Linked DNA regions of Mus musculus: region 2 is linked to region 1. A link is a loop called in an ENCODE intact Hi-C map of the cell type or tissue named here. Cell type or tissue: gastrocnemius. All regions are shown on one strand. Links, peaks and the distances in the headings refer to the core of each region. The heading gives the core; the rest is flanking DNA. Region 1 holds the start of Gm36845 (a long non-coding RNA gene). Region 2 has its middle 38 kb from the start of Serp2.

The links. Peaks named below come from ENCODE experiments on the same cell type or tissue, not always from the same donor. Only the 100,000 strongest peaks of a DNase experiment are listed, where the experiment ranks them.
Region 2: it touches region 1 in a loop (2.0-fold over the local background); 1 of 42 quality-filtered maps calls a loop at or near these places.

What each region holds. Positions count from the first base shown.
Region 1 is chr14:76,525,174-76,540,943 of GRCm38, forward strand. Serp2 (stress-associated endoplasmic reticulum protein family member 2) reads right to left here. Exons shown (of 3, transcript NM_001160326.1): 3 at 7,639-8,073. The coding sequence ends at 8,033. It overlaps Gm36845 (a long non-coding RNA gene), which reads left to right and starts at 8,071. Exons shown (of 2, transcript XR_383609.3): 1 at 8,071-8,220; 2 at 8,341-9,033. In gastrocnemius, for the core only: no CTCF peak of the experiment used is centred there; DNase peaks (open chromatin) are centred at 7,809 and 8,406; H3K27ac peaks cover 47 bases.
Region 2 is chr14:76,586,601-76,602,370 of GRCm38, forward strand. No RefSeq gene overlaps it. Among named protein-coding and RNA genes, the nearest start is that of Serp2, 38 kb to the left of the region's middle. In gastrocnemius, for the core only: no CTCF peak of the experiment used is centred there; DNase peaks (open chromatin) are centred at 6,262, 8,587, 12,134 and 12,500; H3K4me3 peaks cover 743 bases; H3K27ac peaks cover 1,707 bases.

The DNA of each region.
Region 1 (15,770 bases), core at 3,882-11,881:
CCTATTGTGGATGGTGCCATCCCTGGGCTGGTAGATCTGAACTGTATAAGAAAGCAGGCTGAGCAAGCTATGGGGAGCAAGCCAGTAAGCAGCACCTCTCCATGGCCTCTGCATCAGCCCCTGCCTTCAGGTTCCTGCCTTGCTGGAGTTCCTGTCCTGACTTCCTCCAATGATGGACTATGATCTGGAAGTGTAAACCAAACAAACACTTTCCTCTCAACTTCCTTTTTGGTCACAGTGTTTTATCGAAGCAATTAGAAACCCTAAGACAGCTGGGCAGTGGTGGTGCACGCCTTTAATCCCAGCACTTGGGAGGCACAGGCAGGCAGATTTCTGAGTTAGAGGCCAGCCTGGTCTACAGAGTGAGTTCCAGGACAGTCAGGACTGCACAGAGAAACCCTGTCTTGAAAAACCAACCAGCCAACCAACCAACCAACCAACTAACCAAGTAACCAGCCAACCAACCAACCAACCAACTAACCAGCCAACCAACCAACCAACTAACCAACCAACCAAACAAAAGAAACCCTAAGACACTGAAGATGATAAAGAGGTGACTTTCTCCCAGAGACAGAGGTAGAGCTCAGTGACTGTCAACAGTGGCTGTCTCAGCCCCTTGTCACCTCCCCTCAGCTCATGGCAAAACAGTAGGCAATGTTTTGGCACATAAACCCTGATTGTTTTATTAAATCTTTTGAAAGACTTTTTTATATTCATGAGTGTTTTGCCTGTGTGTATGTATGTATGTATGTACGTATGTATGTATACCACATGTGTGCCTGGTGCCCATGGAGATCAGAAGAGGATGTTAGATTCCCTAAAACTGGAGGTAAGGACTGTTGTGAGCCATCAAAAGGTTACTGGGACTGGAGTTACAAGGAGTTGTGGACCACCATGCGGGTGCTGGGAATGAATTGAACCTGGTCCTCTGCAAGAACAATGAGTGACCTTAACCACTGAAGCATCTCTCCGGCTCTGACACGAAGATTTTTTTAATGGTTAATTCGAGGGATATGGCTGGGTAGTAAGCAATTGCTTAGCCATGCACTACCCCAGGTCCAGTCCCTAGAATCACCCTCTAAATTATTATCATCATTTGTCAGAGATGAGGATTGACGGAAGACCTTGTATCGTTATCACCGAATTATAGCCCAGCCTTTAAAATTATTGTGTTTAACTGTGGTCAAAATCTGCATGGCCAAGTTTGTCATCTGAACCGCGCTGAGGTGGATAGATCTGCGGCAGTGTCTTCACCAGAGCCACGAAACTGTCATCACAATCCATTTCCTGAATGTTTTCCCCATCCCCGGCTGAAACTTGCAGCCTCTCCCTTTAGCCGATCGCCACCCCTTTCCTTTCTGTCTCTATGAGTCAGAGGAGTTAAAGTAGCCCTACGTCACCTGGTACCATGCCTTCCAGGTTCATCTATGAAGCAGCTGGCTCCAGAACCTTCTGCCTGCCTAAGGCCGAATAATGCTCTGCTTCTGAGTATGCTGACTTGGGTTGTCTGTTTACCTCACTGCTGGCTGCTGGCTGCTGTCCCCCTGGGAGCTCCCTGCTTGGCTGCTGTGGCTAATGCTGCCAGGAGGTCAGTTGTCCAAGAATCTCTCTCTTCAGGCCCTTCTTCCAGTTCCTCAGGCGCCACATCCAGAAGCAGGAGAAGAACCTTAGGAGCAGTGTCCACTCTGCTCACAGACCCTGTTCATCATGGCTCCAATGACTCTCGATTTCCATCTCTGCTGTGTTTCTTAGCCAGCACGGGGCCTGCAACTACATCTCCTATCTGGATGCTGTGTAAGGTGCAAGTGGGGTCCATACTAGGCTCCTTGGATAGGCAAACCCGGGCAGGGCTGGTGCAGATGGGGGTGGTGAGGAGTGTGCAGGGAAGTGTGTGTCCCTCCCCTCCTGTTGTCACACATTTCTACACAGTGTGTGCCTCTGATTTTGTTGAAAAGGACAATTCTGCTCCTGAAATAAAAATAGATCTAATCTATTCCCCCATGGGAAAAACAGAAACCCACAGAGTAAACGGCCTGCCAGACATCCTGGGGTCAGAAGTGGTTCGGCCAGGACAGAATCCAGGCTCCCTGTCTCAAGTGAGCACTGCTGTCACCAAGCCAGGTGTCAGAGATGACAGAAGCATCTTCCTCTGTTTCTCAGCTCCCCCTTCTTCTTGTCTCCCTCCTTCTTAGAGCAGGAGGAAGAATGGACCCTTGCAAGGACACAGCTACCGCCCAGGGGTGCCTGGCGAGACAGATTCTGCAAATGTTTGTCAGCTCAGAGCCAGGTCTAGAATGTGGCCTCTCTGGAGCTCGCTTGTTGGCTCCCCCAGATGCATCATGGAAGGAGTTCCGCATGCTCTGAGACAGTTTCTTCCCAGGAGGGGATCAGCTTACTGGTGTGGACAAGATCATGTGTGTGTTTGTGCGCGCGCGCGCGCGTGTGCGCGTGTGCGCGTGCGCGTGCAGAGACCAAGGCAGTAAGAGACCCAACTAAGACTACCCACAGATTTCTAGGCTAAGCAATCTGATGCGCTGGTAACAGTATCTGGCACACAGGAGTAGTTATGGCAGTGGGTTTTATTACTGAGGCAAAGACACGGGGGGGGGGGGGGCGAAGAAGAGGGGCAGCAAGAGGTAGAGAATAATTTTGGTTTTGAAGCCTCCTCAATTTGACAAAAGGCTGAGCTTAGAGAATGTGCCTGGCAGCAGGCACAGGGAGGGCACTGAGACATCACGCTGAAGGAGCTGCAGTGTGGCTCAGCCCGCCAACCAGGTCCCCCAGCTCAGCTCCTTGCTGTCCCCATACGTCATCTGGGCCTCATCCTCGTTTGGGGGTGGGGTGGAGGGGGAAGAGAGGTTTCTTTGCAGATATGTATGATTAAGTAACAGAGAAAGGCCCTTGACCCTCCAAGGCCTGCAATGATACCACACTCTGTCTCCTTCTGAACACACCTGACCTTGAAGTCACCCCAGCTGGGCTGATTTACGACATGTTAATGTGACTGTTTCAAACTCCATTTTTCTGTCTGCTTTCTGGATGGAGATGGACAAGAGCGAGGTCGGGGAGGAAGGGCCTTATTCCTGACAAGGCTGGCTGCTGTGGTGGCAGGTCCCAGCACCCTGCTCCCCTCTGCACTGTCTCTGTCCTTTGGGTGCAAGGGAGCGATAGTGAGGGTACTCCTCCCACACCTTTGTGTTAACAGCGTAAATAACCACGCCAGGTAACTGTCTGTGTTTGCCCCAGCCCCTCCCTGCTGTGTTCTGTTTCAATAGCAGAAACTAAAGGAAACCAGGCTTCTGTGACCACTGAGTGCTGCCAATTGGCCTTTGGGAAGGCAGCTCTAGTCATTTTGGGGTGTGTATGTGAGTGTGTCCTGGGCCAAGACTAGCGAAGCCTGAGAAGATACTCGTGTTAAAGGCCACAAGCTTAGGCAAAGCTTGCAACTGAAAGGCAAAAATAAGTAGCCCTGTAAGAGACAAAGTAGCAGTGAACATGGGGCAGTGGTGTGGAGGCAGGCATTAAGAGGCCCTAGGGACATGCTGCCCAGGGTGGCGGCCTTGCTGTGGAGATAGGCTGACTGTTTTCAGCTGGTTGGTTCTCAGATGCCTAGCTGCCATGGGAAGGCTGTGTACTGGCTTCCTCCTGAGCCCTTGTGCCGAAACTGGCAGGGAAATTCAAGCTGGCTTATTACCTCATCGACTTTCCCCTCTCTGCCCCCGGGGAGAGTCTAGTGTGGAAAGCAGCAGGACCTTTTCCAACACAAATAAACCATCATCTCGGGAGTGACCATGATGCTAGAGATGGGGATAGGGTTTCACTGAGAATGCAGGACTTCCCCAGGGTCACCCCCCTCCCCCATCAAGGATGCAGGCCAATCTGAGGCCTGAAAGATGGAGACGTCCTCTGAAAATCAGGTTTGGTGACTCTGTCCACATAATGGCTCTGATTCACAGGAGCAGCGCTGTTTTCTGTGGACCCTTGTCTAGTTGTGGCGGTTGCTGGGAAAGATGAAGTCCCCAGACTGGAGCTCAGGCTGCAAAGAGGCTGGCATGGTAGGTAATCTCCTAGATGCCTTGGTATTCTTGAGCCTAGATTTATTTTTGAGACTTACCTAAAGCCCACATTCATATATTACTACAAAGAACAATGGTACATGGAAACATGGGACTGACTGCAGCGTGTGCGTAAGAACACTTTGTCATTAGTGGGGCCAGCGAGTCAAACCATCCATCCCTCCATCCTGGGCACTCATGCTGCTCTGAGCATGTCCTAAGATTGGGCAAGATGTTGAGTGCGAAGCAAAATGTTCCCTGTGCAGGGCCCCCTGAGACTATCTTGACTAGCAATTATTATAAGATGATTATAAGATCATCAGCTGATTATACATGCAATTATAGGTAGATAACTATGGATATAATTCATGTAGTGTTTACACTTTTTAAAAAGCAGCGTAACTCACATTGTACCATTTGCTTTCCACAACAGCCCTGGCAGTGTCAAGGCATCTTTAAACACACTCGTGAGCACACTGAGGTCCAGAAAACAAAGCCATGGGCCGAAACCCAGGACCAAAATTCCAATCCTGGCCTGGTTCTATGATTCTATTCTGTCTTCTATGGCTTGAGCCCTGCCAAAATCATGTACTCACCAAAGGGATATTCATTTGTTTCTTTGTGTGGTTCATGGATAGTTCCTGAACTTTGGGCACCATCTCTTTCTTGGGTGGAGTAGAGAGAAACATAAAAGAATCTCACTCTTCTGTCTCTGGATGGGGAAGCCTGGCAGTTTGGGTTTGATAACTTGCTTACTTATTTCTGCCTTGGCCATGCTTCCCAAACCTGTTTGAACCCAATGTTCTGAGATGACAATTTTCACTCTTGCTGTACCTGGAACAGCCCCAAAAGCTCATTTTGGTGTCTTATTAGAATGATTAATAATACTCATTTTTGTGTGTGCTTGCATGCTTAAAAAGTATCCTGGCTTGGGTGATAGACCACATGATCACCTTCCAGGGACACCCAGCACAAGGCTGCAATTCCCAACTGAGAGCTGTGCACAAGAGAGCAACTCCAGAAGCCAAGGGTGCACAGTGAGATTAAGTACCTAAGACAAGGTGCATCTAGAAAGCAGACCTCAATTTTAAAAGCCCTGTAATTACACAGTATGCAGAAAGCGCCACGAGTGAAGCTTTCCAGAAGCAGAGCTCACCAAATAACCATCTGTGCTTTAGTGTCGCCAGACTTCCTTTCAGAACAGATCAGGTCATGTGACTAGTTGGGTCCTTGTAATGGCAGAAGCGAGATGCCCCTTCTAGGCCAAGGCAAGATCTGCTGCCCTCTGACTTCTACCTGTTGCTGAGATGACTTCTGTCGCCAAGGCACCTGGATACCGAGCCACTCCTTGACAAAAGCCCTCTCCAGCCTGCGTGGACCTCGCGTGAGAGAAGTCTAGGTGGCTGTGGGCAGCCCACAGGCTTCCGTTGCCGCTGCGTTACAGCTTGTCGTCTTAATCTTGAAATGAGACCTGGTTCACTTGATCTCATTAATAAAAGGTCTGTGCTCCCCCTAGTCATAAAAACACGCCACCCTCCTGTTCACTGTCCTCTGAAGGAGCTGTTTTATTTCAGTGTTTTTAAGGTGGTACTGGATCCATAGGCTCACACGGCCCCTACTTTCTTGGTGCTATCTGATGATGTACCTTAAGCCCCCAGAGAAGTCGCTAGGTACCAGCATTATGGACTTTGATGGAGACGTCACCTTAGATGCTTATCAGCCTGTAAAGTAAAATTCCAATTTTCCTACCCATGGAGTTCAGTTTACCTGTGTCCCATCCAGGGTTTCAATTTCCCATGGAGTTCGAAGTTTCTAAGGATGTGGGTTAAGCCCATTTATGACCTATAAAATCAGTTGTAAAAGATGCAACTGGCATTTAAAAAGTTAAGTAGTGTAGAAGGAAACCAGTGTCTGTGAGGCAAGAGCGTGCACCATTCACAAAACGTGTTATGTGGGGATGCTGCCATTGGGTAGCTGATTAGGTCTTACTAGGTGTCACGTGACCACATCTCCTGCTGTACAGAGTGGGTCAGCAGGGATCCTCAGGTGCCGGTGGCAGGTCTTGTCTCTGCAGAGGACTGATGGAACCAGGCACACATGTACATTGTATGTACAGTGGTACATACAAGCACTTCCAGGAGGCAACCTGGGAACTAATGGAAAACCAACTGGTGGGTGAATTGCATGGGAAGAAATCAGCCAGGTAGCTGATCGGCCCACTGTCTATCTCTGTCACCCAGAGTTGGGCTGGGTTCCCCTGGGGCTGACTTTTGCAGAAGTTACAGTTTGCCATTGAAATGAGGATAACCAGTCCCCTTTGCCTGGTAGGTACCCTTATAGTAAAGTCTACATTAAAGAGAGGGGACTTGAGTTCCTTCAAGACGGAGCCACAGTGCCCTGGCCTAGGAACAGACTTTGGTGGTGTGTAGCACGTGTACTTTTAACCAAGGCAATGGAGAGAAAGACAAAAACACATCATGGGAGTCAAAGGAGGTGATGGGGCAAAGCAGCCTGGGATGTGAAGCTGCTTCTACCTCTTGGTAGGCAGCTGGGCTGCTGACCCTAGCATAAGGTGTCGCTTTCTGTATGGGGATGCTGATATGGGACTGTCCTGTTGCCTTTTTGGTGGGTAGGAAAGAGGATGGAGAGGAGAGGGGTCTGATGAGAAGCTCAGAAGGTGAGAGAATGGACAGCGTTCAAGAGCATCACCAAAGATGCAGGTAAAACTCAAGAGCTAAACGCCCTGATCAGAAACATGCCACTTAATGAAGTCTTACTAACCACTCCCAATACTTCCATCCTTAACGTTCTTGTAATGTTAGAAAAAATGAAAAAATAGGACAGCAATACAAGTGGTGCACGCCTTTAATCCCAACACTGGGGAGGCAGAGGCAGGCGGATTTCTGAGTTCGAGGCCAGCCTGGTCTACAAAGTGAGTTCCATGACAGCCAGGGCTATAAAGAGAAACCCTGTCTCAGGAAAAAAAAAAAAAAAAAAAAAAAAAAGATGGAATTAAATAACTACCAAGTGCTTAAAGTTGCATGTAGCTGTTCTTAATCCTGCTGAGATCTTGGGGCCAGTTGCTATAACTTCTTTCTGTAACACTGAGCTTTATGGGGCTCTGAGGGAGAGATAGGGCCTGCTGCCCACCCAGAGTGCTAAAGAGACGTCAGCCGCTGGGCCCTGGGGTAGGGTGGTTTTCACCAAGAGGCGGGAGACATCTGGGTCTGGGCTGCTTTCAGGCAGACTACAGGGAGATAACAGCTAATCAGACTGTAGCACACATTATAGACGCCTTTTTTTGGACTGAAGAAAGAAAGGAACAACAAAACCCAAAGAAGAGATAAATGCATATCCAAATTCACACATACACAAGTATATATGAACACACGTATTAAAAACAAGTGTGTAACAAAAGCAAGACCATCAGAGCTGCCTATAACTGCATTCAAACAATGATGTGGAGTCAGGGTGGGGACCGGGTAAACCCAGCTCTGGTTCCCCATTGCCTAGCCCAGTCCTCACCTGTCCCTCTTGGGCCCCCTTTGCTGTTTGTGTTTCGCTCGGTAACTCGCACATGGTATTAAGGTTGAATGAAGACATTTATTTGTAAAACCAATTCCTGACACAGAAGAGATTGATTGGCAGGATGTAAAGGGGTGGTCGCTCAGAGGGCCACATGCACACCACAGTGAAACCCGGGGAACCAGCCAGCCAGCCAGCGCCGCCGCCCGGCCCCCCACGTGACTTCCAATCAGCCAACAGAAGAGCAGAGTCCTTTCCGCTGGAGGACACAGATGCACGGAGATGTCTTGTGAGAAGGCAATTTGGTCTGACCTCCACCATGGCGTGGGAGGAAACAGGGGGCCTCCTTTCTATCACCCATGGCTTGTTTGCTTCCTATAAGACCCGCTGAAGGCCTCAGTGGTCCTTCACCTGCCAGCAGGAGGGCATCCGCATACAACTTCCTGGCCCTCTCACATGCCCATCCTTATGCTCTGTATGATCTGGAAGATAGCTGGAAGAGGAAAGAAAACAGACAGCTCAGAAACCAGACAGCTAACGCTGGAAACCCAATCCTCCCAGCAGCCTTGCTTCTGCTGCCCCTGCCCCTCGCTGGCTGGCTCAGAGCTGATTAGATGCTTCCTAGATCCGTTAACAAGGGGTGTGTGTGTGTGTGTGTGGGGGGGGGGGGGTCAGTGACTTTCGTTCAAAGAGACAGCCTGGCTCTGGCTGTTGATGGATGCCTCTGGGATTAATAGATAACTTTTGCTAATTCTACCAGGAGCTGCAGCCAAAAATCCCTGAGGCATGGAAGATTCTCTTGGCCTCCTTCCTCATCTACCTTCAGGGGCTACTGGGAAGAGAGATGTGGGCCTTCGTGCAGAAACTCTTGCATTAAGCAGTTCAGTGAGTCTGTCTTTTTAAAACGGCCATGACCTGTAAAACAGCCAGTTCTGCGGGGGAGGGCAGGCCAGGTGTTCGGAGCACACACACAAGGCTGGTCTCTGCTGCCCATGACCCCCGGGGCACATCTGACTTCCAGCTTCCTTGTGACTCTGAAGCCCATTGTTTCTCAGTGTGGGCAAAACTGACGAATATAGGTTTCCCCCTTTAACTAGCTGAGCTGTTGGTACGGGGAACAGAGTGGGAGCCTGAAGCTCACAGAGAACTTTCTGGGGGCCTGGCGTATTTGGGGGAAAATAGTTAAGGAACACCTAACCTGGTTTTAGTTAGTGGCCTTCAGGAAAAGAAGGTGTGTGTGTGTGTGTGTGTGTGTGTGTGTGTGTGTGTTGGGAGGAAAGTTCTGTTCTGCTCTTTTTGTTTTTTACAAACACCTTCCCCAGTGATTGGTGGCTCTTAATGCTAATGAGGATGATAAACCGGAAGAGAAACTGCAGGTACTTGAATATGATTAATTTCTATTTTTTAGAGGGAGGCTGGGTAGAATCTCATTTAATCACTGTATAAAACAAGAATAAACATGGAACTGTCATGACTCTCGTTCACTCTTGGCACAAAGTCACCCTAGGAAATACCCAGGAAACTCTGGTTCCTAAGGGACCACCGGCAAGCGGGGCTCTCAGGAACCCCTAGAAAAGGAGTCATCTGGGGGTGCTATCACGTCCGGGGACTAGGCACCTGGAAAGCTCTTACCCCAATGCTTGAGACCGGAGTGGTGAAGATTTCAGATTCTTTTTTTTTAAAAATATTTTGGAAAATTTGCATATGCAGTGAGGTTTCTTAGGGATGATGGGCCCCAAGCCTCAACGTGGAACTCAAGTATGTCTCATATACACCTTGGAGTCTGAAGGTGACGCTATGCAACAGAACTGTGTGCCTGAAGCAAAGCTCTGCCTTGACTTTTCCACCTTTGTCATCATCACATCTTCATCAAGAAGCTGAGACTCCGGAGACTTCCAGTCTCAGGACTTTGCAGAGGGGATGTTCGATGTCCTAATGGGTACACAAACTGTGCTTGGAGACAAGAAGAAATGCCAAAGGGGGCCCTGGGAAATCTCCCTTGGGTGGTCGGATTTTAAGGTAAACAAAGTGTTGGTGATTTTTTAAAAATTTAATTTAATTTTAATTGCGCTGAGGGAAAGTTTTTCTTCTAGAAACACCATATACGTCATCATCTTCCTGAACTGGAAAAGCTAATCATGACATGAACAGTCTCTCTTCATGAGCATACATACATATCACCATGAGAAACAACAGGTAACAATCCTTTGCTGTGGTATCCTTAGGAGAATACAATGTTTGACCACCAGCATGGTTCCTTCCAGTCTCTTATTATTGTGTCTCCTGATTGCTACCTCTGGTCACATCCCTGACACTAGTGCCTCACAAGCAGTAACTTTGCCACTGTGGACTAAGCTTAAATGGATTTAGGATTGTATAGACAGAAACTTACACTATTTAATTCTGGCTCTGCTCACAGGTTTTCCTGGCTAATTTTGGGAACTTGGCTGGCTCTGGGTGGGAAAGTTTCTCACCAGAACTTAAACACTTGAAAAACCTGATGTTTCTGTCCTCCCCAGCAAGCCTGACAAAGAAGTGGAGATGAAGCAGGCAGAGGTCTGACTCAGTAGGAATGGCATTAGGGAGCTAGATACTCAGTCACACTAGGAAGAAAACCACACACATGTCATGTTCTGGGATGAGAGTCATGCAAATCTTGTCAAGCAAGGTGATTTTACAAAGACCAGAAGGTTACGTTACAATGGAACTGGGTTCAACCCCAGTCTCTGTGAGTGGACAAATAAACTAGGTTATTCCTTCTCCCCAGAAGTAAGTACCACACTATCAAGAGATTAAGCAATATAACATTTGAAGGAGCCTCACACACCGAAAATACAATGTATGTCGTCATACCTGCTGCTTACTGGAACAGTCTGGGACCAGATATGTTGCAGACTTTTTTTTCTTTTTTAATTTTAGATTTGAGGTTCACGCATACACAATGAGATGCTACAGGATGAGACACAAGTCTAAACATGAGATTTATGTATATTTCATTTATACCTAGCATATATTTATGACGATTTCTTTAAAAGAAAACTCTGTGTGTGTGTATGTGTGTGTGTGGTGTATGTATGTGTGTGTATGTGTGGTGTGTGTGTATGCGTGTGTGTATGTGTGTGCGTGGTGTGTGTGTATGTGTGTGTGTGGTGTGTGTATGTGTGTGTGTGTATGTGTATGCATGTGTGTGTGTGTGTACTTGCTCATCAGTGTGCACACCATGTCTGTGCTGGTTCCCTTGGAGGCTGGACGAGGCCATCAGAACCTTGGAGCTGGAATTACAGGTGTCTGTCCCTGATGTGGGTACTTCCAAGTAAGTTAAGGGGTCTTAAGCACTGAGCCATCTCTTCATCCCCTAAAGATCATTTTATACAATATTTTGACTGCACCTGAATTTTGTCTATGGCCTGCTCATTACATGAGGTCAAATGTAGAATTTCCCACTTATGGGGTCATGTTAGGCCTCAGAAGTTTTTAGATCTGGGGAGATTCTGGGTTTCGACGATTCAGATTAGACCCTGAACCTGTATTCCGATTACAGTACTGACCCCCATTCTTTGCCAGCCATATCTGATCCTAACTGAAGCCTGAGTGACTACTGACCCTTGCATACCCATGAAACTAGGACTAACCTGCTCTCTGCATCCCGGAAAGGCAGAAACTCTGAGGATTTACAGTTCTAAGTTCTACTCTCTCTGTTGGAAAACCGTAGATTCCCAGGAATAAATAGCGTCATCTATGGGAAAGTCTACCTGCCCACAGCTAAGGCTAAAAATGTTACCTTTTCCTAAATTTCATCTGAGGACCCGTGGGCCATAGGTCACGGGATAGGAAATGGGCTATGTCTTTAGTAGCTCAAACTTCATATTAAGTTAAGCCGTGACTTCACAAGTTCTAGGTCAGGATCAGTCTGTTCAATTCTTTTTGTCAGAACTATTGGTCTAAGGAATCTTAGACAGAGTTGGTAAGGCTTGGAGGGGCCAAGACATATATTAAAACAATCCACCTATTTGAATATTCTTTGATAGTCATATCTGATCCTAACTGAAGCCTTGAGTTAGCACGCCAATTATTTGTAACTTTTAATCTGTCTACAGAACAACTCCCTCTTGGAGAAATGACTGAAGTCTATTTTAAGTTCACATCTGAGATGGTGGCGAGATGTGGGTGTTTATTATTCTTATTCCAATTGTACTGATGGCTTCAAGGAGTTTTCTCCATTTTATACCAATTATTTTGCTTGAAATTCCGTGTGCCTGCCAACCCGGCCCTGCCGAGTGACCCTTGCTCTGAAGGCTGACTTCCCATGCTGCAAACAGGAAGGGAGCCAGCAGTGAGATCAAAGAGGAGGGGAACTGGGGAGTCTAGACCCTGACAAGTTAATAACTTAACAGAGGGCGAGCAAAGCTGAGAAAACAGCCTAACGAATGGGCTGCAGGAGTGGGGCGGAGGGCAGGCTAGACAGGAGGGAAGAGACATGCCAAGAAAGGGCAGTGAGGCAGGAATTCCAGGACAGCCATCAGGCCCTGGGCAGGATACAAACAGACTCAGGAAAGTCTCTGCAGGAGCAGGGACTTCCAGAGTGAATAGACCCCACATCTCCCTATCTGTGTTTGGGATCCAGACCTTCAGAGATCTGAGATCAGTGATCCCCACCCTCCCTAATGCTGCAGCCCTTTAATACAGTTCCGCATGTTGTGGTGACCCCCAACCATAAAAATATTTTTGTTGCTACTTCGTAACTGTAAGTTTGCTACTGTTATGAATTGTAATGCAAACATGTTTTCTGATGGTCTTAGGTAAGTTCTGTGAAAGCCACTGAACTCCCAAAGGGGTCAGGAGCCACAGGCTGAGAACCATCACCTTAGACGCTCACGGCTCAAAGTTCTTCACCTCCCCTCTTTCAACCAATTCAAGCTTCAATGTACCAGATGTTCTGTCTCGCTGCAGCTGCTCCACACGTCTAAGGAGCTTCTGAAAGCCATCTTCTTCAAGCCCTTACCTTTGATTCCCACCTCGCCCCTCATCTGCCTTCTGCTCTCTCCTATCACTTAGTGTGAAGATGGTCCTCCACCTTCTCGTCTCACTCCCCTCCTCCCTACACTGGGTGCTCCCTCCTGAAGTGCTCCTCTTTTGTCCTTTGGAAGGTCTTAGCCTCTTAGACCGCTTAGAAGGTCTTTCTTCTTTTTGCCTCTTTCTTCTCCGAGAGATTTACGGGGTTATCTTCCTCCACCACACACAGAGCTTGCGCACTGGAATTCCTCCACAACCTTTGTGATCTGTCTCTCCTTGTCATATTCCTTCTCCTGAGGTCACCTGTCCTGGACGATCAGCCGGTGATCACTCACAATGTCCCTGAGCAGCGGATCTCCACTGTCTAGTATCTAGCTACTGATGGGCTTTCTCATTTTGTCTTCACACTGATAAATTAGTGACATCATCTTACACCTTGTATGTAAATCCCGAGCTCCAGTGTCATCTAGGACCTTCTGACTGACGATGACCTATGGATTCTACGTGAGGATCTTGGGATAAATATTCTTCTCTCCATCACCCCAGAGACCCTCCTAGTTCTGGTCCCCCACCCCCGACCTTTCCTGAACTCTACAATGACTTCCAATTGCTCTACTCTGGCTCTTCTTCAATCCCTTTTCTGCAAAGTACTTAGATTTAGCCTTTAAATAGAGGCAGATAGTATGGTATTAGTCCCTGTTAGAAAGCAAACCAGAAATGACTTCTTGCTGACTTCTCCACAGGACTTCCATGACCTGCAGACTCTGGCCCCTGCCTGCCTGGGCAGTCTTTCCCTTGTGCAGGGGCTCTCTCGTGATGTCCAAAATTCCCTGGCTCAGACACAGAGCTTGTCCCAGGTTATTCTATCTGATATCTGTGCTTTCTCCTGCCACATGCCTACTTTCTCCATAAACTCAAAAGACATTTCCTCCAGAGAGCATGTCTTTGACACCTTGGAGCAGACAATCTTTTTTTTTTTTTGAGACAGGGTTTCTCTGTATAGCCCTGGCTGTCCTGGAACTCACTTTGTAGAACAGGCTGGCCTCGAACTCAGAAATCTGCCTGCCTCTGCCTCCTGAGTGCTGGGATTAAAGGCATGCACCACCACGCCCAGCTTGGAGCAGACAATCTTAAACACAAGTGTATGGCACACTCTCCTAAGAATGTGTTTCGACATTCTTTCATGGATGCTAGAAAAAATCAAATACCAAAACAAACAATTGACAAACAAAAAACAAACAAACAACAAAAAATCTCCATCCCACCCCATCTATAAATCAGCAGATGAACCGAACAGACAGTTGTTGAGCCTTTCAAAAAGTGATCAACCTTGTTAGCCATAAAGCAATGCAAATCAAAACTGCTTTGAGAGTCTTATCTCTCCAATCAAAATGGCTATCATCAAGGAAAAAACAAAAACAAAAACAAAAGAAAACGCCACTGACATCAAATGCTGCAAATGTTGGTGAGGATGTGGGGAAAGCAAAAACCCTCTATTTAGTGCTGGTGGAAATATAAATTGGTTGTGGGCACATGGACGTCAACACGCCCCAGAGATGCTAGTGTATCCATGTTAGCAGCTTCATTATTCAAGACAGATAAGAAATGGACCCAGCAAGATGTAACTGTAGCCATGAAAATGCATGAACCCCTGGGGTATGTCTCATAGGAAAGAGGCAGAAACTGGGACTCTGCTCTTATAGGAGGTTCAAGGCCACTTTTATTGTAGAGAAATACTTAATGATAAGAGAGATCGAGAGAGTTGCCAAGAAGAGATCAAAGCAGGCCAGTTCAATATCCTTTAGGCAGATAAGAACTATAGAAATCAAACTTTATTTTTTATTAAGAAAAAAGATGAAGAAAAGCTGGTTAAAGAAAAGCATGGGTCCCCTGAAAGACAAACAGAAGTGTCAGGAGTCAAGGCAGAGCAAAGTTGACCCAGTAAGCTCTTAAAGGAGAAACACAAAGGCACATGGCAGGTGCCATTTTCCACAGGCTGTTCCAGAGAAGACTAAAAAGATGCCAGAGATAGGTTAGGGAAGGAAGGTGTCAAAAAGCAAGTGTTATTAACATAGATTGGGATGGCCTCCCGGAAAGAGATCCTACACAGGGGCACATGGGAAGAGTGCCACAGGTCACCTTGCGAGAGTCGATGGCTGCTGAGATGTCTCCTCCAGACCGTCGGTCTTGGTCCTCTGGGGCTGGCCGGTTCTCATGCACCTCATGATGGTCTCTGGGGTGACTTTCTCTGGCTGTCTCCAGGAAAAGCCAGTATTTATGTAGTCAACCTGCAAACATTGGGGATTTAAGTCTATCCTGGAGCAAGTTTCCAGGAAAGGAGGGGAGTGGGAACACTGGTGAACCAATGAAAGAGCAGCCTATGGCTGGGGAATCAATGAAAGGGCAGCATGTGGTTGGGGAACCAATGAAAGAGCAGCCTGTGGCAAGGAACCAATGAAAGAGCAGCCTGTGGTTGGGGAACTATCTTTGCATTTGGAAGCAGATGGTTAGACATCTGGGCTATTTAGAAAACAGTTTCCTGGCAGTAGAATCCTGAAGATGTTATAACTCTATTCAATGTAGTCATATGCAAGGTCTAAAGTTAGCAAACTTTTGCTCCACAGTACTTTTAGGAAAATATGAGAGGGAATGTGGGACTACAGAAAGCAGGGGTTTGAAGTCCCGGAGTCCAGAATGCTAACCTTTAGACCATGGCACCACGTGGGTTTGGAGTCTGGAAGAATTAGGTTTGGGAACTAGCTATCTCAATTTTTAAATTGGAAATTCTGGCTGGTTTTCTCTATGTGTGCTAGTTTTATGGTCTGGGGAAAGGGTGTAGTAGCCTCCTCATTGGGTGCGGTGTTGTTAGGAAAGAAAATACACGGAGCCCGGCATCACAGTGAGTCCTCAGGAAACGGTGAGTGAAATAGTAGGAACAAATCTTGCTCTCGCGCTGCGGCTGGATCAGAACGCGTTCCTTTTAGAAGCAGAGAATAGGTTCCCTCTGTCCCTGTTAGATGCAGCTGGTCAAGATGGGGCAGGTTGTTTGGTAGCTTAGAGCTTCCCTCCCCCACCATGTATGACTGTACCAGAATGAAGCAGGGCTTCTAAATAGGTTTAATTAAGCATTTAAGTCTTGATCAGAACCTAACTGGGGGCGGGGTGAGTGGGAGGGAG
Region 2 (15,770 bases), core at 5,198-13,197, 63 kb after region 1:
TGAAAGCAAATTGAAAACAAAGCTTGGGAGGAAGATTCATTAATCAAGGAAGTCCACATAAAACCATAGTGAGATAATAGTATATGCCCCTTCGTAAAAGAAGAAACCAAAAAGCACCAAGTGTTGGAGAGAATATAGCCTAAGGAGCCCTCATAAATAGCTGGTGTGTATTTAAACAAGCTTCGGTCTCTTTGGAAAGCTACTAACAATCTGAAACTGGGCAATGAAGTACACATCTTCAACCCCAGTACTTGGGAGGCAGAGGCAGAAACAGGATGATCTCTATGAATTTGGGGCCAGCCTGGTCTACATATAATTAGTTCTAGACCACCAAAGACTACATGGTGAGACAGTATCTCAAAATAAAAATTAGGAATACATTTACTGTAGAGTCCGAAGATTTTCATTTTATATAAAGTCAAGAGACATTAAAATGCACATCCAACAAAAAATTGAGTATGAATGCATTGCACATTAATGCAATGTGTATGAATGCATTGTGCAGGAATTGTGTATGAGTTGTGAATGACAATGTTCCACCTGTCAATCAACAGATGAGTGGGCAGAGAAAGTGATAGAGTCATGCTTTGTCATCGTACTCAGCAGTAAAGAGGATGGGTTATAAAAACACACCAACCTGAATGAGATCCCACGCACTGTATGAAATGACGAAGGCCCAACAAAAGGCCACATATTGTGGGTTCAGTTTATATGAGTTTCCTGAAGAGGCGAAATGGAAGCGGATTGATACTGAGTGGGAGATTGAGAACCAGCAGATGTAAGGGTCCTGGCTAAATCAGGACTCTGTGAGTTTACTGAAATCCATCCAATCATACACAAGATGGGTACATGTTATGGTGTTTGAATTATACTTCCCTAAAGTCTTTCTAAAATACATGTTCATAGAATCAGTTTCTTGTTCTATCTGGTACAGCAACCTCCCCCAACACCCAGTGCCTACCATGTCAGGGTCTTCTAGAGTTTGGCAATTCCCAGTAGAAACCTACTTGCAAAGCCCGTTGGTCTGCTTGCTTGTGTCTTCTAGCTGTTGACCATAGGAATGTTCTACACTACTGAAAGAAAGTGTCGTATGGAGCTATTCTAGAGTTCCATAAAAGAGGGTTTCTTCAGGGCTGGAGAGATGGCTCAGCAATTAAGAGCACTGACTGCTCTTCCAGAGGTCCCCAGTTCAATTCCCAGCAACCACATGGTGGCTTACAACTGTCTCTAATGCGATCTGATGCCCTCTTCTGATGTGTCTAAAGTCAGCGACAGTGTACTCATATACATAAAATCAATAAATAAATCTTAAAACAAAACAAAAAGAAGGTTTCTTCATCATCTGCCCTTGGATAAGTGGAGGAGAATTGGCTGACAAAGGGCAGTAAACTCTTAAATGTTCATATACACTTAGTAGAAAAGAGTGCCATTAGCCCCAAATTTCAGAAATATAATTTGTTTGTTTGTTTGTTTTTTGAGACAGTCTTACTAAGCAGCCCTGGGTGGCCTAGAACTTCTTAGATCAGGTTGGCTTTGAATTCATAAAGACTCCTCCAACTGCCTCTGAGATTAAAGATGTGTGCCACCATGCCCAGCTTGCCTAGGATTTTTTTCTTTTTCATTTGTAGTCATAGAATTGATTGACGCAAGAAGACTGCTCTCCGCCTCAGTGATTCAGGGCAAACACTGTAGAAACAGCTCATCCAACAGGAAGGGCAGAGACTCTGTGCTCTAGGGAGATTATAACATGGAAGTTCTTGAACAACAACAACAATTGACAACAATAACAAATCACCAAGAGTCTCGGAGATAGAAACGGTATCTCCACCAGGGTGCCTGCTCCATCCTTCCTACTCTAGAGGATAAAGTAGCTTGCTGTGAGGGCTTCTTTAGATACTTTCTTCTGTGGGAAAATGATGACTGGCTTTGATCCTGTCACTACAGTCTTCCAACCTCTCCGGTCACCTCATTTGATAGTGTCAACTGCCCCAAACTTCCATCATAACAGGATTCATTATTATTGTTATTATTATTATTATTATTATTATTATTATTATTATGTGCCTGCTCTAGTGCTGACTATGTATTTACTATTTACAGTGTGCTTGTATGGTTTGTAGACCACCTCCAGGAGCATCACCTGGGACTTACCCACTGTAGCAGGTAGAGTACCCTACACTGTAGTATACACTGTATACACTGTATACACTGTATACTTTGTATCCCAAGTGAGATGAGGAACACGTGTTAGTCACAGTTAACCAGTGAAACTGAGCTAACAGGATGGATGGATGGATGATGGACAGATGATACTATGGGGAGTGGAGGAAGCCCCCGGGGGAGGAAATCCTGATTGAATATGTGCTGTTGACTCGGGCACAGCCATGTCAAGGACTCCATAGCCTCAGGATCAGAGGGATGCTAAGGCCTTCTTTGGGGGGTCCAAGTGTGAATGTTAATAGTATGTGCAGAAAGTGTCTGTTATTGCTCCCTCCCTCTGCCCACCCCCATAACCTCCAGATGTTTCCATCCTGAAAACTAATTCTCTTACAGAGCCTGCTCCTAGTGAGACTAGCTAAACCCGTTCTCTTGATCTAGCTGTACACCTTAACCCTGCCTCCCTGCTCAGCTGTATACCATAAACCCCGCTTCATCCTTTGGCTGTGTGCAACAAACAGCCTCTCTGTTCAACCCTATAGAATAAACACGCTGTGCTTCCAGGGTGCTGAGGTGCCTCCATTGGAGAGCCCAGAACACCTGCTCTCAGCTTTCCTGTGAGTCTGTGTTTCTGTCTAAGTTTGTCTTTCCTCTATTCCTTCTCCACACCAGTCAGGTCCAGTACTAGAGTTGTGCTGGATGAGGCACGGTACATGGGAAGACAAGGGATACATTTATTGTAGAAATTGGCTTTTATAGTTATGGAAGCCAAGAAGTCCCATGGTCTGTCTGCCAAGGGGAGAATGAGGTAAGCCAAGGGCATACATCAGCCTGAGCCAGGAGGTCTGTGAACCAGCAGAGCAGACAGTAAACCTTAGGGTAGGCGAAAGCCTTGAGAACCAGACTATGGAAAGGCTGCTAGTGCAAGCTCTGGCAGCTAAAGACACAAGGGCCAGCACTGCCATTTTTCAAGCACAGGAGAACAAACAGAATAACAATGGATTAATATACACCATACGTCTCTGTCCATCTCCCCCCCACCCCACCCCCACTATAACAAAACACCCAGACTGGATAAATTGTAAACAGTAGAGGTTTAGTTGGCTTGTGGTTCTGTAGGCTGGGGACTCCAAGAGCAACTGTCTGGTGAGGAGGACCTTCCTGCTGAGTTATAGCAGGGCAGCAAGTCATGGCAATGTGTGTGAGACCCAGAGGGTTTGGCTGAACTCTTTCCCTTTGTAAATAATGTATTTCTGTGATGATAGCCTTCATCTATCATAAGGGTGTTGTCTTCATGATCTAATCATTACTTGGCTTTTTTTATTTCTGCAATGCTGGAAATTGAATCCTGGACCTCATGCGGACTAGGTTAGCACTCCACCACTGAGCTAACTAACCCTAACCCTCTAAGGACCGCTTAAAGACTCACAACTCCTAATGCTGCTCCAAGGACAGTGCTTTCTAACTAAACCCGAGTTTTAGAGTGGACATCCAAACCATAGCCCCGCAGACAGCACAGAGCGCTCAGGACAGTAGTGCAGTGTGTGCCTCTATTGTGACTTTTAAACCCTCTTTCTTCTGAAAAGCAGCCAAAATACTGAAGTTTCTACTTGTGTGAAGATGGCCAGCTGTGTCTCTCGCAGCTTGGCTGAGTGAAATCACTAGGGGTGTTTCTCTGACACGGCTGGGTCAAATCACGTGGTTTATGATTAATCCATACACCACATATATGTGTATATGAGAATGTGTGTGTGTGTGTGTGTGTGTGTGTGTGTGTATGTGTGTGTATGTGGGAATCATACAGAAGACCACTGGACCCTGAGTGCCTTAAGGCATCCTTCCAACAGGGTAAGTTTTGGTCAGACCCACTTTATAGGCATTACCTGGTGCAGTTTGGGCTAGGAGGAGAGATGGGAGGTACAATATCATTCATTGCATAGGATGAAAACCAAGACTGGATCAGAGGTTTGCACAAGCACACCTAGGGCAGAATCAGCCTTAATTCCTGGCCCTTGATTCACTCTTCTCTTTTCCTCTCCCTCTCCCTCTCCCTCTCCCCCTCTCTCCCTCCTCTGCCCCCTCTGTTTTTATCCAGTGTTTCAAACAAACACAATTATGACAGCGAACATCTTATTTGGTTTCTTCTAAGGTGAGTACTCTATTTTCCAACACCCCTTTAATATTTTCAAGAGTTTGGGATCAGCTGAATTATTACAGTGGTAAATTTACTAACACAAGAGAACAATTCTGTTTAGGAACCAAAGTTTGTCCTGGGGTTGGATATGGAAGCTCAGAGAAGGAAATCACATGACCCCAGGGCCCTATCCTAGTCTAAAATTTCACCATTGAGGATCTGAGAAATTGCTAAAGGACTAACTACCCACCCTAGCAGTGATCTCACAATGTTTCCCAAGTGCACTAAAAGCCTTGGCAAGCTGACTAATTTTCTCTTCCTTGGGTGGGTGGGGTCCAGAGGAAAAGAAAATGAAACACCACATAACGTTGCATGTTGCTGGTTTCCCAGATGCCTTTTCCCTTTAAACTACTCTCTGGTACATGCATACATTCCTTGCTTCATCCATTCTTCAATCACTATTGAATAAGATAGGTAGGGAAGCCCTGTGGTCACTACCCTCCTGAGATCTTACCATTCTATGGGTCTGGAAACAAATACAAATTTGAAGGAAAGATGTACACAGAGTATTTACGAGCCCTGAAGAAGGTACCATACACAGCCTTGGAGTGGTCAGGGTGGAGGTCAAGGACGGCTTCCTGTAGGCAGTGTTATCTTACTTAGTTCAGAGGTTCAGAGCTCAGGTGTAATGTTTATCAAGGAGAAGAGAAAAGGGAAGAGGGAGGAAAGAGATGGGATCCTGGAAGCACTCAGGATGCTCTTGGACTACTCCTTATTTTAAGCGGAGCCAGATGAGTCTGACAGAGAAATGTCCTCGTGAGAATGGGAGGGCTGAATTTTCCCAGGGTTTGGTTTTCTTCTCCATGTGAGTATTAGGTAAAGAAAGGAGGAAAAAGCTGGGTGAGGTACAGGATATGTGGAGATGATTACACAGGAAGGTCTGGACTGATGGTGGGGAACCTGGCCGGCCTAGTGAGTGACTAGGGTCGTGTGTACAAAGGGGCACTGCTTAAGAAGTGTGCAGGAGAATCGTGCCCCTTAGGAGGTAGCAAAGCAGAGTTAGAGCAAGAACCCAACAAGCTTTGAAGAGGCAGGGTTTAGGTGGTTTCAGTGTTAGATCATGAGAGCAGGGAGGTTTGATATACGGGAAAGATATAAAGAAAGATATAACGGCAGGGGAGTAAAGACATCAACGGGGCTACGAATGTGTTATCATTGCTCAAGGCCTCCTTTGACTCCACCACCATCAGAGTTTACACCAGGCTTTCACCAATGTCATTCCTCTCATGCTATCTTCACCAGAGATATTATTTAGGGTTTCCTTGTATAAACATCTAGTTAGAAACTGTGTGGTTTGTTCATGCAGCTGGGTTGTCTATTCGAGGGCAGGGGCCATACTGATAAGACATTAGTGCCAAGGACAGTCTGGGAACACGCAGTGCTGGTTCAACAAATTGGATCGGCTCCCTGGGCACTTGTTTTTGAGGAGAAACTGTGTAGGAAATAGCCCCAGCCTCTACGCCTCCATTTTTTTTTCTCGTAATTACCAACTTGAGAGTTTTGTCTAAATTGTAGAGTGGCCTTTCTGCTTACAGACTCCAGGGGCGGTGAACCTTCGAGAGCGCTTTCTCTGGGCTGCTCTGGGTGCTTTAGCTTGTGGGACTTAATCTCCTAGAGATCTGAGGAAAGCGATACCAAGCCACCCTCATCAAGCTCATTTTACAGATGAGGAGGCAGAAGGGTTGCCCAGAGAAAAGGGTTATCCCAGCCACCACAAGGCTGGAAGACAGCGGGATCAGGTCTGAAGCCAGAGTTCCTTTCTCCCATAGCTGAAGTGGCCTCCCATTGGCTGGCCTTCCTTTCTCTTCTAGCGTGAAAGAGCAAATAGCACTCGGATAGGATGAGAGCCTTGCTAGTGTGGGATGATCACTTGAAGACCTGGCGGTGAAGGTCTACTCCTGTGTAAAATTAAGAAGCTTCATCATCCAGGGTTTTGCTACTTCTTCAGTATGGGCTACTGGCCAAGGCACCGCTGAGCTTGTGCCACGAAGGCTGCCGCAGTGTTTTCTAGACAGACTCGCAAGGAACTCCAGCGCATTTTCCTCATCGACCGTGAAGAACCTGTGACTTTGGAGGTGTCGCTGGGACTGAGAGATGCTTCTGCCCCAGAGGGCAGGGTTCAGGGATGTTCCCAAAGGAAGGAAGAACACGTTTGACCAAGTGCTTTATTTAAAACCACGCTTTAGTATTCACGTTCTTTGGGAAGCAAAACCAAAATAGTTGTTTTGTGCGCACGCACGCGTGCATACGTGTGCGTGTGTACATGAATGAGTGCTGTGCCTGTAGGTGAGGAGGTTTGTAGAGGGCAGGGATCAACTGCAGCATTGTTCTTCAGTAGCTGCCTAACCTTGTTTTTTTGAGGCAGAGACTCCCTGGAATCCCAGGATTGCATATTAAGGTAGGGTGTCTACCACTGAGCCCCACAAATCTCCCCCCCCCCCAGTACTAGGGGTTAAATGTGCATGCCAGCATACCCAGCTGCTCACATGGGTATGGGTTATTGGACTCAGGTGTTCATGCTTGCAAGGAAAGCGCTTTCTGCCTAAGCCACCTCTCCAGCCCCATTAGCATGTTTGTTGTTGTTGTTGTTTTGTTTTTATGCTAGAGGTCAGGGAGGTTAATTTAGGCACAGAAATCCCACCAAGAGTCCTGTTGTCTTTCTACACATTTTAATTTTAATCCATGCCTAGAGAGGTTGCATTTTGACTAAGTCAGTCCTATCTGACCTGGAGTTTTGGAACCGGGTAGTGTTCTGAACAACTCCCAAGAAAACGTCTAGTTTACTTCGATGGTCATACAACTTCAAGCTGCATGTATTTAGCCAGAGCTGCTCTTTACTTCAGAGACAGGATTCCAAACTTTCCAGAAAAGGAAATGTCGCAATAGCTTTTTAAAAACAATCAGTTTCGGTATCTCATGGCCACACAGTTGGCATGCTAGTTTTGTTGAGGATCTGAAGTTGCCAACCTCAGAGAAGTGGGACTTAGAGCCTGCCCTTTCTTTTGCATGGCTTGCGTTACTCTTCACCTTCATCTACACGTGGAATCTGTTTCCTGGGAGCAACAGCCCAAAGTCCATCTTCGTGTTTAGCACCCAGGTGAATGCGCTAACGGAGGCCGTCCAGGAGCTTGTTTGACACCGGGTACATGGTTGTGATTGAACATTAAGAAAACCTTGTGGCTGGGCGGTGGTGGCGCACGCCTTTAATCCTAGCACTTGAGAGGCACAGGCAGGCAGATTTCTGAGTTCGAGGCCAGCCTGGTCTACAGAGTGAGTTCCAGGACACTCTCGAACAAACAAACAAACAACAACAACAACAACAAAAACCCAAAAAAACCCAACAAACAAACAAACAAACCCAAACAACAACAACAACAACAACAACAACAAACCTTGTAAGAGGTCAGGCATCAATAGGGTTTTGGTGGACCCAGAAGGGCTCTGTTTCTCCCTTAGCATGTGGTTACAGGGCTAACATGGATGTGTTGTTAGGAGAGATACAGCCCTCCCAGCTGCTTAAATGGGAGAGGTTCTGATGCACAGCAAGGTTTCTCCCAATTCTAAGGCAAATTATCCTTTTTTTTTCTTAGCGTAGTTGGCTTCTTACCAGCTGTTGCGCTTGCAGATGAAGGCCTATTTATCCTGGATGACCTTTTATAAAATGATTTCTTAGAGCATTGGACAGGAAGAGATAGCAGGTGCTCAGAGTCCTATTTTCTTGCAAGGCAATCATATGATGACTCAGGTCGCTGATAAGGAGGTTAGCTAGCAAAGTCGAGGTGTCAAGGATAATATCAAACAAAGAATGTGGACAGCCGCTTACAGAAGAGCTGTTAGTCACTCTGGCCTTCTCTTGTTACTTCTCCAGGCCAACAAGCCCTAAGACAGCGCCTTAAATGGGTACAACTCTAAACTGTACTTCAAATGAAAGTTAAACCGATTATTATGAAGTTGAAAACAGGAAGAGGGAGGGTCAAAATTCTCTAGTGGGCAATGGAGTGAACAAATTTCACCTGTGTGTGCACTTTTACTATAAACCAACTCAGCTCCCAAAGACAGGGGTGTATCTCTCATTAAAGTGTCACTGACTCCTGAACAGCACAGAGGGCCATCTTTAGGTAGACACCGGCAAATCTCTCCAGTTCCCTCCCAACTGTGGGAGCCAAAGTGTCTGTCCATCCTGCTGGGATTTGAACCTCTGAACCTTGGTTTTACAGAGCCAGGAATAGTTTGCACGCTGTTACTTGGCTCATAGCCACTCTTACTCCCTTTCTTATTCCCTTGCCAGGACACAGCAGGCTACTTGTGGGAATTAAAAAAAAAATTAAAGCCAAGTGGAAAAGCAACACTAAACGCTCCAAGATCTTTCCAGAGACCCAAGTAACTACTGGCATTCTCATAAATGGACTATGTTTTTAAGGAAGTCATGGGCTTGGAGCTTTGAAAAGAAAGCAGCGTCCTCACAGTTAAGTGGGTAATGCCTACCCCGGAGCCTCCCAAAGGGCGCTCTGTGAGTCCATACAAGGCTCCTTTACAAGGCCACTGACTAAAACTGGGACTGTTTTCCAAACACAGCTGGCATATTGTAAATGCAAAGCTATAACCAGGGCAAATATTTGCTCGAGGGGCAACTCTGCACAGTATTTGAAGCCAAGGTTGTTGTCAGGAGCTGCACAGGTCTAAATGCTTTGCCAGCTTAGGAGTTGCGGTTCAACCGCCACATTTTCAGCTGTGTGGCAAATAATGGGGGCAACCCTTCACAGCTTGATCTGCAAACATGCTCTACCTGGGTGAGCATGGATTTGAGGTGGTGGTGGGTGGGGCTGTGTTTAGACTTGAATTCAGTGAGTGTTCCTGGGACCCCACCTTCCTCTAAACACTTCCAATTTTTTTCTTTAGGGAAATGACCATTCTCTCTCTCTCTCTCTCTCTCTCTCTCTCTCTCTCTCTCTCTCCTCTCCTCCCCCTTTTTTCCTCCTTCCCCACTCCCATTAGAAAATCTGTAACTGTGTGTTTGATCTAAATAGCTATGAACATTAGCTGAGAAACTTGCTTGCCCTTCTTCTCTGTTTTTGTCTTCTCAAGCTCAGATTCCAGTATAGGAAGCAGAGGAGGTGGATAAAACACAGCTCTACCCAGTGAGGGCACAACCCAAACCTTGCTATAGAGCAGATACAACTGTTTCTTGTGTGCCACCATGGGAGCATTTTTGTTTTCCGAGACAGGGTTTCTCTGTGTAGCCCTGGCTGTCCTGGAACTCACTCACTCACTCTGTAGATCAGGCTGGCCTCGAACTCAGGAATCCACCTGCCTCTGCCTCCCAAGTGCTGGGTTTAAAGGCGTGTGTCACCACACCCGGCCAATGGTAGCATTTTTGAGTTCTGGATTTTAGAAGATGACATCCTGGTGAGAAGAAAGGACTCGGAGGTCTCTCCAGTTGGGATGCCCCACTCGTACCTGACAGTCTCCACACATCTCAAAGAGCCTGCCATTCTTCCTTCCTCATGTCCTTTACTTTGAATGGCAGGTGTTTGTTTCTCCCTTGCTTGAAATTACTCTGCTCAAGCTGCATGTGTTCTTCCAATTTTCCTACTGCTGGGGACAGCAGTTCCAATAAATGCCCTCCACGACTCCCTGCTTAGCAACAGGATCAAGTCACCTCAAACCTTCCAGGATATCCCCTTCCTAGACCCAGCTGTCTTCTAAAAAAATAAAAATAAATCCCCACTTCTCACACCCTGGGGCGTTGCAGAGAAGCCAGGGTCATGAACTGCTCTTGAATGTTTGCTGTGCCTTCTTCTCTATTAGAGATGGTCCCTCAACTTCCGTCTGAGGGTTGAGCACCTCGCCCCTGTTTCAGTGCCTGCTTCACCATCACCATCACCAGAAGGTGTGTCTTGCCACCCTAGCTCACAGTACCCCCTGCCCCCACCTCTGCTTAGTCTCTAGCTCAATTTACAGAGGATTAATATTCAGAATATACAAAGAACTTAAAAAAGGAAACAAATGACTCAAGCAAAAATATAATAAGGAACTAAAAAGAGAATATTCAAAAGAAGAAAGACAAATGACCAATTGTATATTGAAAAAGCATTCAACATCCTTAGCCATAAGGGAAATGAAAATCAAACCTGCTTCTCATCCTAATTAGAATGGCTGTCATCAAGAAAACAAATGACAAACAATGGAGGCAAGGATATGGAGAAAGGAGCCCTTACTGCTGTTGGCAGGAGTGTAACTGGTGCAGCCACAATGACCATCAATGTGGAGGTGTGTAAGAAACTGAGTATAGAACTGTCATATGGTCCAGCTATACCACTCCTGAGTGAATCCCAAACAGCTCACATCCTACCTCAGAAATACTTTGAAATTGATGTTTATTCATCAATGATGTTATGCTTTGTTCATAACATCAAGGAAACAGACTTGGTTGGGATGCCCATCAACATGAACAAGGGTCTGAGGGACATAGGTAGGTTAGGAGACTGAAAGTAGGCTCTCTGATAAGGCAGCTGCTTGGTTTTGGAAGATATTACAAAGAAACCATTACTAGAAAGGTGGGGGTGGGGCTTAAGTATACACACACACACACACACACACACACACATAGTGTGTTGTGATCATAAAAAGAGAAAGAGCTATAAAGTTCTGGCGGGGTGTGGGGGTGCTCCGGCGGGCCCATGCTAAGGCATCCTGTTCCCCTGAGGGACCAGACACACATCGGTATAGAATAGAATAGATTTTATTTAGGGCATGGGGAGGGGAGTTAAGAGAGTAGTAGAGGCAGAGAAAGGCAGAGAGGAGGAGAGAGTAGAGAAGCAGGCCATGGCCACCTGGAGAGAGGGGAAGGGAATGTGGAGCAAGGGTGCAAGAGAGAGGCAGGAGCTAAAGTGGGTAAGAGGAGGGGCCAAGCAGCCCCTTTTATACTGGGTCAAGCCTACCTGGCTCTTGCCAGGTAATTGTAGGGAAGAGCATACCTGGCTGCTGCCATGAACTGTGGGGGTGGAGTTTATACAGAATACCAACACTGTGTGCATGGCAGGGTGGGGCTGGGGAGGAGTCCTATTCAGCTTCTATTTCCACTGGGAATAAAGAGGGTGGTGGATCCTTTTCCTTTTGGGTTAGGGGGTGGATGCCTTCATCTCAGAAGGCTGGACAGAGGTTTCTCCTTGGGGAACCAGGGCAGAGGCTTAAGCCACCTCTCTAAGCCAAGACCCCTTGGAACCACTTAACTTCCCAGGAAGGAAAGGGGAGGGGGCAATTCCCTAGTCTGTAGACCTGGGAAAGGTCCATATGGAAGCTCACTCCTTTGCTCTTGGCCACTTGAGCTGTGAGTAACTAAAGTGTAGGCACCTGGCAGTGGTTGTCTGGGGGAAGGGAAATCTTGCTCTTTTTGTTTTATTATTATTATTATTACTATTATTACTATTATTTTTAATTTACATTTCAAATTCTATTCTCTTTCCTCATTTCCCCTCTGAAACCCTCCCCCACCCCATCCCCCTGCTCAATAACCCACCCACTCCCACTACTTTTTGTTTCTTAATCTATTCTAGCACCGAGGCAAACATCAGGAGTTTTGACGTTTTCCAGAGCAGAGAAAAGAAACTGATACTCAGCCTTTCCTAGGGTTCAAGGTGGGGAGGGGAGGGCCTAAGATGCAAATGAGGGAGGCTGGGATTGAGCTGGGAGCGCATGTTCTTTCTGTCTCTGAAGCTGGGCATCCTCAGAGGTTTTGGCTGTTTGTCCTGAATCCACATGGCTTCTGTGGTGGCAGCGCAGTGCTCCCGCCACCTATCCAGCTCCTCCCCTATGTTCACGTTGTACGTGCAAAGCTTTCTGCTGGTCTTGCAAAAGTCACCGGACTCTGAAGGTCCCCAAACTGATAGAGTGGGGGAAGAAACTGGCTGTGAGGCTCAGCAGCAGGAAACACGCTTTAAACACAAGGCCCTGGGTTCCACCCCCACCCCCTGCCCTCCAGCACTACAATAGCCAAATCGTAGAGAAAATGGAGCAGACCTTCAGCCACCCTATCATAGAGTCATCTATTTGCTGATTTCTGAATGAGACTTAAGAGTTTTCCCACCAGATCTGGGACGCTCGGGGCAGTTTGCAGAGGCCCAAAGCCAGGTGCTGTAGAAGCTGTTGCCAGTAACAGCTAGAGGCAAAGGAGGGGTCAGTTTGCTCTGGGTTGGAGACTGGAGATGAGGGCTCTGCTGGGTCTTAGTGCCTGCTCGTTCTGCATCTCTAAGTTGGCTTTTTCCTGTTCTCTCCTCCTCACTGTATTTGAGTGGGGCACAAGAAAGGAACTGGATGGCATGACCTCTCCATGACATGGTTAAGACTTTTATTGTAGATTTCAGAGAACAGCCAGAGGCATCCGGAAGAGGCCAAAGCAGAGAGAGAGAGAGAGAGAGAGAGAGAGAGGTAGACCAGGGCTAGGGAAGTTGGAGAGAGCGAGGGAGAGAAGAGTGGAGATAGCAAGATAACAAGAGATAGAGAACAGAGCAGAGAGGGAAGGGAGAGAGCGAGAGAGAGAGAGAGAGAGAGAGAGAGAGAGAGAGAGGTAGACCAGGGCTAGGGAAGTTGGAGAGCGAGGGAGAGAAGAGTGGAGATAGCAAGATAACAAGAGATAGAGAACATAGCAGAGAGGGAAAGGTGGAGGGGGATGGGGGGGAGGGGAAGCGAGAGAGAACGGGAGAGAGCGAGGGAGAGAGCGAGAGAACACAGAATAACAAGAACAGAGGTAAAGAGAAGGATGAGTAAGAGAGGGACGCTGGGGGAGTTTAGGCATGAGGAGGAGGTGAGGAGATTCTGGGTGGAAACTTTGAAATGTATAACAGGTACTTTATACTGATGCGGAGGCAGCCTGGGGACCAGCATGGGCTTTGATAGGCTGACAGGTGCCAAGTGTAGCCTTCTGTGCCCAGAGGTAAGGGAAAGGGTTCCCAATTCACAGATCCTGAGCAGTGCTGGCTCTGATCCAACCACCAGAAACCCTACAACCCAGCTTCGGCTCATTTCTGGATATGTGGGCTGCCTTTTAGCGTTTGGGGAATCAGAGTCTCTTTTGGATCTGACATTCACTGTTGGCTTTTGTTTCTGTCCCATCATGCCTGGGACCCTATTTTTGTTTCCTTTCTCCTTGGCACTGTTTCCTCTAGTTGAGGGGAAAAAAGTGTTCTATATTCTCTAGATCACCGAGATCATTTATATTCTCATCACAGTTGCTCACAAGTTGTAAAACTGAGGGAAAAGGGAGTGGGTACTACAGAAGTTCTTTGAATGGTGGATACGGGCAAGATAATATTAGGAATTTATTAAGTATCTTATTGGTCAAAGAAAACACCACGAACAGGCATCCCTTCCCACTGGTCAATTAGGAAGGAGAGGATACAGGCATCTACTCCCATGTCTGTAAAAATATCCAGAGGACTCTGACAGAGGTGGAGGTGGGAAGGATCTGGAAGGTTCCGAGGTAACGTTTGTCTCTCTGAGTGGTCATCAACAAAGGTTGTCTGCACAGGTGCAGGGCCTAAACATAAACTGGAGGATAAAAAGAAGCCTGCAGTGGGGATAGCAATAAGAAAATTTACTAAGTCAACAGGGGAGAAAGTCTCCACAGCTGTGAGCAGATCCTGGCTGAGGGTGGAGAACTCTGGAATTTCCTGCTGGGCGAAGCAAAAGGGAGAGGCTGTTGTGGGCCCCTGTGTTTCTAAGCAGTTCACTGTAGGCATAATGTTATTGAGCATTGTGTAAATATTATCCTTGTATCACTCAAATGCTGATTTCTATGCCCCTATATCTAGTTGCAGTCCTTTTTCTAAGAAACTCCTGTCTCAATGTTGTGCGATGCTCCCTGAGTGGTTGACAAAGCTAGCTGATCAGCCAATGACTGATCAGGGAAGAGAACAGGGCCAAAAAGTGAGGAAGTGGGGCTTCAGCCACAGAAGAGAGTCCAGGAGAGACCCTGAAACAACAGCTCGAGCAGAAAAAACTATAAAATCCAAGTCTCTTGGGGATTTGGGCTGGGAGGTAGCCAGGTTAGCATAGAGGACTGAAATAGTGATACTGCTCAGTTGTTGTGCCCTTAAAGCTTGATAAATGAATATAGCCCCTTCTCAGTTATTTGGGAGCTAGCTGCGTTAAGAGGAAAACACAAACACTTATTAAAAATCCATTAACACTTCACAATTTCTTCTAAATGTTGTCAGTAAAGAAAGCACTTTCAGAGTAGCCCCTTGTAGCAATGGGTGAATTAAGTGTAACAGAAACCACTCACTCCTTCAAGGATAGGAGGACAAGAAAGGGTTAAGTGCTGGGGCTCTGAAGTCAGAATGCAATGTTCTAAGCAATGTTCTAAGCGCCCATGGTGACTCTCCTTCTAAGTTCTCATTTCCCATGGTTAAGAGCGACAGGGGCTTCTAGTTTCATTGCTGTCCTGTTCCTGATGCCTTCCCACCTCCAATGTCACCCCTTGGTCTGACCCTGGCTTGGTCCCCTGTGACCAGGGCATCTCTGAGGGTAGAGCGTGTTGTTATGCTAGCAGCCAAGAGCATCCCTAAGGATTTCCTCTGTGTGTGTTGCATTGTGGACTCTACTATTCCGATGTTCCTTGAGACTACGGCCACTTTTCCTCCTAATTGGGTACCCCCTGCCCCACTGGGATGGTTTCAGACATCTCCCTGTTGAGGAGCCACCATCTTTGTGATTAAAACTCTGGCCTCTTGGCTGTATAGTGAGGTACACTAGGACTAGGGGAGGTCGAGAGGAAGATCCAGTTTCTGTTGAAACATGGGCAGAGTTGTGGGCAAATAGCAGTGGCCTATGTGCAGGTGCAGACAGGTCTGAAACTTTGCTGGGCCGAGTCTGAAAGGATTGGTGAGCTGCATGTAACCTGTTCCAACTGGGCGACACTAGACTGGATGCCAAGTCACAGGAGTGAGGCTTACATAACCAGGCACTGTCTCCTCGAAAGGAGTGATGGGCACTAGAGGAAAAGCTGAGAGAGCCAATACTGCTGGTCAGCTGTGGCTGATTGTGGACCAATAATTCTAATCATTTCTCTGGGAGTTCTGCCAATGACAGGTCAAGAATTTCTGGATTAGTAGGCATATGGGGCCCCTAATGAGACAAGCTGAATTCTAGACTTCTTAGAAGCTACTTAGGATGCTTCTTACTCATAATATTCCTTAGCTCTCCCTGGCAGGCCCTTGACCATTTGTACAACGGGCTAATGGGCTAAAGCCTTCTTACCTCTTGCTTCTGGCTCCAGCTCTATAAACAAGACTGAGTTACAGAGCCCTGGAAATGCCTTAACCTTGGAGTTAACCTTGGGGCTTCTGGAGCCTCTCAGCGTTCCTGTAGTTTAAACATCACACGGAGACATAGAAAGTGGTTCTGCATTCCCAGGAGAGGT